Linked DNA regions of Homo sapiens: region 2 is linked to region 1. The links are chromatin contacts, found by Hi-C or POLR2A ChIA-PET in ENCODE. All regions are on one chromosome and are shown on one strand. The core of a region is the stretch at or near the end of the contact, and the rest is flanking DNA. Distances in the headings are between cores, read along the strand shown.

What was found. Hi-C counts contacts between places; a loop is a spot of excess contacts on that map. ChIA-PET counts read pairs that join two places held with the same protein, here RNA polymerase II (POLR2A). Pooled maps may share reads with other maps.
Region 2: a map of gastrocnemius medialis shows a loop between it and region 1 (1.8-fold over the local background). The contact joins two enhancer-like sites. A Hi-C loop is called at or near these places in 1 of 168 maps with a recorded cell type or tissue (gastrocnemius medialis) and 1 of 50 pooled maps. POLR2A ChIA-PET finds 5 or more read pairs at or near these places in 2 of 52 experiments (GM12878 and WTC11).

The regions. Positions count from the first base shown.
Region 1 is chr7:28,627,763-28,631,095 of GRCh38, reverse strand. All of the region lies in intron 5 of CREB5 (cAMP responsive element binding protein 5), which reads right to left. Among named protein-coding and RNA genes, the nearest start is that of CREB5, 220 kb to the right of the region's middle. Within about 2 kb of position 1,715, at least 4 of the 41 ENCODE cell types and tissues checked have a DNase peak (open chromatin) inside an H3K27ac peak, as active enhancers do; they include gastrocnemius medialis, where a contact is called at or near this core.
Region 2 is chr7:28,743,879-28,747,211 of GRCh38, reverse strand. The region is part of intron 7 of CREB5 (cAMP responsive element binding protein 5); the gene reads right to left. Among named protein-coding and RNA genes, the nearest start is that of TRIL, 210 kb to the left of the region's middle. Within about 2 kb of position 1,596, at least 5 of the 41 ENCODE cell types and tissues checked have a DNase peak (open chromatin) inside an H3K27ac peak, as active enhancers do; they include gastrocnemius medialis, where a contact is called at or near this core.

The DNA of each region.
Region 1 (3,333 bases), core at 466-2,965:
TACGTCTCTGAGTCCCACTGGTGGTACCCTGTAGTGGTTGAGCCATGTGCTCTGGGGTCAGAGCTCTGGATTCTGACTCCAGCCTAACCACTTACTTGCTGTGTAATTCTGGATAGGTTATTAATGTTTCTGCCTGGTTTCCTCATATCTAACACGGGGGCAAGAGTCATACGTACCTCATAGCGTTCTGTACCATACATACTCTGCCTGGAATACAAGGGAGGTAGTCAATAAATTAATGTTGACTAAATATTGAAAGACTCTATAAACATATGTCTTCTGCATGCAAAAAGTCACTCTCTTAGCAAGTAGGGTGGTGATCAAAGTAGAAAATGGTTGAAAATATACTTGGAATTTTTCTGAGACTCTTAGCCACACTATTGTCTTTTTATATGGAAATCTACTTAATCAGAATGATTATAATTCCCCAGCTATAAACCAAAATGCTTTACGCATTGCTTGTTTTGCTTCATCATGTGTCCCTCTGTTGCTATAGTTTTGAGCAGCCACATTTTTTCGAACTTTTTCAGCTGCTGCACACCCAGCAGGATGCCTTAAGATGCAATATGTCAGGTGAAAATGAAAAACATATGTTTTTTTCAGCACTCGGTCTCAAGTATTCATGGGTTTCCAAAAAGCACAGATTTGAGGATAAGATTTTCAAACAGACTAGACTGAGATGTACATTTCCCATTGTTCCTGAAGTTGCTATTAGGAGTAGGTAATTAATCAGCTGGCATTGGAAGTGAGCAGTTTGTTACTTTCACAAATTGGGTGGTACTACAGAATCATGACAAATGACAAAAACTTTGCCTAACTGAGATTTGGGTCTGAAAAGAGGAAATTCAAGAGAAACAAGACAGGTATCATTTGGGAGAAGAGATTGATGGGCTTAGTCAAATTAGCAGAACTAAGTCCTATGGGTAGAAATACCAGAAAAATGTAACTGGCTCCATAGAAGTAGTACCCTCTAACGATTCAGGAACAGTTCAGGCTGTCCAAGTAGCCATCACATGAGCAGTGAGTCCACAGTTTCACAGAATGGCTGGGGCAGAAGGTGGGTAGCCACCTCTCAGGGCTGTTTGGAAGTTGTACATTGGATTGGAAGGTTGGATTGGGAGGTCTCCAAGGTTCCTTCCAACATTGAGAGTCCATGTTTTCTGAATGTGCCATAGAAGCCTATCCTTTCAAATCTATACTCCTTTGTCAATCACTGGCCAACAGTTCTACTTACAGAAGCATAATCAATACTGAAGCTTCTTTGAGGGTGGACACTCAATACAGGAAAGAGCCTTCACATGTTTATGATGTCTCTGACAAACAAAAATTAACTTTTACAATTTAATAGATGCCATCCCTTATAAAAAGCTGAGACAGCCATTGGGAACATATGAATCATGGATGGTCAGAGCTTTGAGAACAAGACTCATGACTGCCATGAAGCAAAGGTCATCCCAGGAGAATGTTGTGGCTCTGTGTTTAAAGGGGCCCTTCCTAACCCTAGAAGGCCAACGTGTTTCCTGAAAGCAACACAACTGTTCAACCCCTGACTGTCCCTGCTATCTTTTAAAGCAAAGAAACTCCCTGCTTGCCAGCCTGCCTGCTCAACAGTGAATACAGAGTTGTCTGTTGGCTGCCCCAGATCCTCTCTGCTCTGTTTAGAGAGGCCAGAAAGAAGAATTCAGGGACCAACAGCAGCTGAACAGCTTGGCTGACCCGCACGCTGGGCGTCTGATTCCAGGACAACTCTCCAAGGAAAGGGAGGAGGTGGAAGGAGGACTGGGTAATAAATTAGCCCCTTGGACTTCCCTGCAGAACCTGCTGCTGTGTCCATCCTCAGCTTCTCTTTTTAAACATATGCCAGTGGATTAATGTTAGCAATCTAACCTTTGTTGAGTGCTTGCTATGGGCTAAACTCATCTCTGAGGATTTCGCACGTATTGTTTTATTTAATTTCTACAACAACCTGTGAGTGTTTTTATCAATGTTTAAGCAAGTAAACCGAGGCACCATTTGGTCCAAGATGACACAGGTGGCAAGAGGTAAACTCACCGTTTAAACAGACAACTTGGTTTAGAAGTCTGGGATCTTAATCACTATCCTAAATTAAGCGGGAAGAGGGGACGTGGGGGAGAAGGGGCATTGGAAGTTTGGCTTAAGGGTTTTTGTTTGTTTTTAATGTAGTTAAATCTATCAATGTTCAATGCCTATCTAATAATCTTTTCTCCCCCCAGCTAGACTGTAGTTCATGAACCAAGACTGTTCTTTCTTCTTCTCAACTATTAGCACAGTGTCTGGCCAATGAGAGGGACTTGGTCACAGCAGAGGAAATGTCTATAAGGATTTTCCTAGAAAAGCCAGATAAATGTTACATGAAAATCAATAACATGCAGCATATTGTCTCTAGCACCTTGGATGCTGCTGTTGGACCCTAAGAGCCCACCCCTTGGCCAGCATGTCCCCTCATCTCCATGACAGCCACCCACCCTCACACAGTAGAATGTTCTTGAAATTTACACTTTCTTCTGCCACTGGCTACCATGGTCTCTTCCTTCTCTTACCCACTGAAATGCAGATTTCCTATGTCTTGTCCCCTGGGCTCCAGAGAAGCCTGTTTATTTTCCTTGGGTGCTGAAACATCTTCTGGAAGGTTTTGAGGGCAAAGTAGACTGACAGATGCTAAGCCTTCTGGGGCAAATCAGAACTAGAAGAGGTGACCAGACAGGAGACAGACAATAAGCAGGCGTGGTCAGTTGCTGTAGCTGCCCCAGTGGTAAGAGGTTTCAGTAAACAAACAGAGGTAAGTTCAGGAAACCTGCTCAGTCTTATCATTTGTGCTACAAATGTAGACCACAAAAGTCCTGGATTGCTGTCAGTCTTTAGGGTCTCGAGACCCTAAAGACTGACGAGAGATATGAGAGCCATTCCTCTCTGACATCCCTGAAAAGCTGAGCTGATCCTGTTGGGCAATACCGTAGTAAGAAGAGGAACTGGCTGCCTGTTAGAATAAGAGAATAAGAGAAATCCCTTCACTGAACTGGGAAGTTTCCAAATAACTGGAAAAGAGAGGCATTACTGCTGCGTGATAGTGGGTAGATCAGGATATTTCATATAAATTATATAAACTGTGAACAATTTGGCAAGGCAGGCATCATTGCTTCTATTTCACAGATAAGAAATAGAAGCAGCCTCACACCATAACAATAGCCTCTGCTTATTGGACTAAGTCACATACAGATTTTTATTTACTGAACACTCAGTACAACAGCCACTGTCATGAAAATAATTTCTAATGAATGCCCTGAGGTTTGTCTAAGGCTGAAGATAAGCTGA
Region 2 (3,333 bases), core at 347-2,846, 120 kb before region 1:
CCTGTATCTTTTCCTCTCCATCTGTCTTTCTTGTTTGTATAACATCATACACACTGGCAACCCTCATATTATTTATTTACTGCAGAGGAAAGGAATTCCACAACAGCCTCAGGAAAAAAAAAAAAAGTCTTGTTTCTAGTTTTTCTAAATGATTGAGAAGATAAGGATTTAGAAAATAAGGTATGAAAAGCCATATTTGAAATATTTCTTGAGGGGGAAGAAAAGAATCTGCCTTGTTTTGAACTGAAAACTGTTTTCTACTCTAGAGCCTCATGTTTCCACCTTCATCAGCCTTCCTGCCCTAGGAGCCTAAGAAACGTCTGGGAACCAATAACGTTTTCTCAGGGGATTTCATTACTGAAAGGGCTCATTAGGAAAGACATTAAAATACGAATTACCTCATAAACTATTTAGTTGTGTACCCAGTGGGAGTGTGCTTATTAGGGCCTGAGCTTTTCACAAATAGAGCTAATCAATTAAGCTTCATTACAAACTGAAGGGGTCTCAAACAGAATGGATAAGAGAGGGACCATCTGCAAAAGGACTTGATAGGAAGAAACCATCGCCTCTAACAACTGCTAAAGTTAATTATCAGCTTCTGGGTAGAGAAGATAATTCAAATCTTCCTGTCTTTGGACAGAATCTCTTAAGGTTCATTAGTTCCTAAAACAGTGCTTCTCACAGCTTAATGTGCTTGCGAGCTACCTGAGAATCTTATTAAAAAGCAGGTCTGAGGTGGGGCCAGGGATTCTGCATTCCTAAAGGGCTCCCCGGTGGTGCTGTGGGTCAAGGGACCCCACTTTGAGCAGCAAGGCCTTAGATTATTAAAATTTAGCTGGAAGTAGCCTTTGTGGTATTGAAACGAGCCTCTACAGACTAATGCCATGTTGAACTTACAACTTTTCTTGTTGCTTTACATAGAGTGAGAGAATGAGAAAGTTACAGGCAGACTGACCTTATAACCAAAATTTCTTTCTCTCCATGTCCCTAGAGAATTCATTTTTGCTAATATTAATGGTGGAACTTTCACGTAATACTAAAAAGGGGGCTCATTGCAAAAGTAGCTTTGTACCTCCTTAGAGATCAACTTCTAAAGGAAATTCTGGTACATTTTGAATAGTCAGATGGAAGGGGAGAGGTGGCTTTGATTTTCCCCTCAGAATGAGAAAATATTTCATCAGGCTCTGCAAATTCATGTCAAGGCACTGAGCTGAGGACAGTGAGTAGAAGCATTGATCTGGACTTCCTCCAGGAGGGCTTGAGCAGGTTCTTGGAGGAAGTGCGTGTTCTTAGGCAAAAGCAGGGAGCCAGAGCACTAAAATGTTCATCCTGAAAGCCTGGGACTTAGGTGTCCTAGCTGGTCTCTTAAAAGACAGCAACATTCACTGCCTCACTAACCACGCCACTTCTGGAAAGAAAACAGCATTGCCTCCATGGTCAGATCAAGGACTGCCAGGGGTAAGAAGGAAAGCTCTCTCCTGTCTAGACAGCTCCGGCCTGTTGCTAGAACAGCAGCATGCTCCAGAGGTGTGGATCATCTGCTCTAGCTCTTGGGGTTCTGCTCTGTAATAGCAGAATGGGTTTCTAAAGTTCACAGCCACAGCCACTGGCAGAGATGAGGTGCATCTGCGCCTGCTCCGTTCTCAGAATAGAGCTGGACACTTCTGAGAGGATCATATCACTGACACAGTGCCAAAGACCTCAGCATATTCTGAGCCTGGCTATGGATTCACAAATCAAGGCATGGAATCCCTTCCCAAATCCTGGGCTGTCCTCTAGGTCATCATCTAGCATCAAGGCTAAGAATGCAGCCAAATAAAAGCAAGCATGACATTGGGTTACAAATGTAGAGATACAGCACAAGGACCTCAAAATCTATTCCTGGTTCAGTGGCTGTCACTATTAACAAGGAAATGACTTAGGACACCTTCGTATTCCTTCCCCCAGCCTGTGTTAACAATCACACTTTCAATCAACTTCTGAGAACACTTGAATACTAGATGTTTGCCAAAACATCATTGAAAGAGCGACTACAACTTATGAATACTGTTTGCCTTCCTCTACAGAAGTGCAAGGACCAGCGTGGAGCAAGAGAGATGTTCAGGGCACAAGATTTAAAGAGATATTCACTCTCAGAATTGTGCAAATGCACAGTACACGGTCAGCATGCAGACAGCCAAGAGCAAGCTCTTTCCTATATTTGTACCCTGGGCACCTCTCTTGCCTGCTTTCAGCTTCATAAATGAACCAGTCTGCAAGCTACAATATTCTCAAGGGAGGTCTCTTCCTGAGAAAGACCAGCCCAACACAGTTAGGCTTTACAGATCCTTAGAGAACTCCCACTGGAATTCGAGATTTGATTTTGCAAAGGCAAATCATTGCATCCTGGTTAGGATTTTGTTTAAGATTTTAATATTTAAGCAATCTTCAGTTTAGGAAACTGCTATGGGCTGAATTTTGTTCCTCCCATGTCCCACCTCAAATTCATATGTTGAAATCCTAACTCCGGGACCTCAGTATGTGACTGTATTTGGAGACAGGACATTTAAAGAGGTAATAAAGGGGGCCGGGCATGGTGGCTCATGCCTGTAATCCCAGCTCTTTGGGAGGCCGAGGCGGGTGGATCACCTGAGGTCAAGAGATCGAGACCACCCTGGCCAACATGGTGAAACCCCGTCTCTACTAAAAATACAAAAATTAGCAGGGCGTGGTGGTGTGTACCTGTAATCCCAGCTACTCGGGAGGCTGAGGCACGAGAATCGCTTGAACGTGGGAGGCGGAAGCTGCAGTGAGCTGAGGTCGCATCACTGCATTCCAGCCTGGTAACAAAGCAAGACTCCATCTCAAAAAAAAAAAAAAAAAAAAAAAAAAGAGGTACTAAAGGTAAAATGAGAGGTCATATGGATGGGCCCTAATCTAATATGACTGGTGTCCTCATAAGAAAAGGAGATTAGGAATCAAATGATAGACTGGATTAAGAAAATGTGGCACATATACACCATGGAATACTATGCAGCCATAAAAAATGATGAGTTCATATCCTTTGTAGGGACATGGATGAAATTGGAAACCATCATTCTCAGTAAACTATCGCAAGAACAAAAAACCAAACACCGCATATTCTCACTCATAGGTGGGAATTGAACAATGAGATCACATGGACACAGGAAGGGGAATATCACACTCTGGGGACTGTGGTGGGGTCGGGGGAGGGGGGAGGGATAGCATTGGGAGATATACCTAATGCTAGATGACACATTAGTGGGTGCAGCGCACCAGCATGGCACATGTATACATATGTAACTAACCTGCACAATGTGCACATGTACCCTA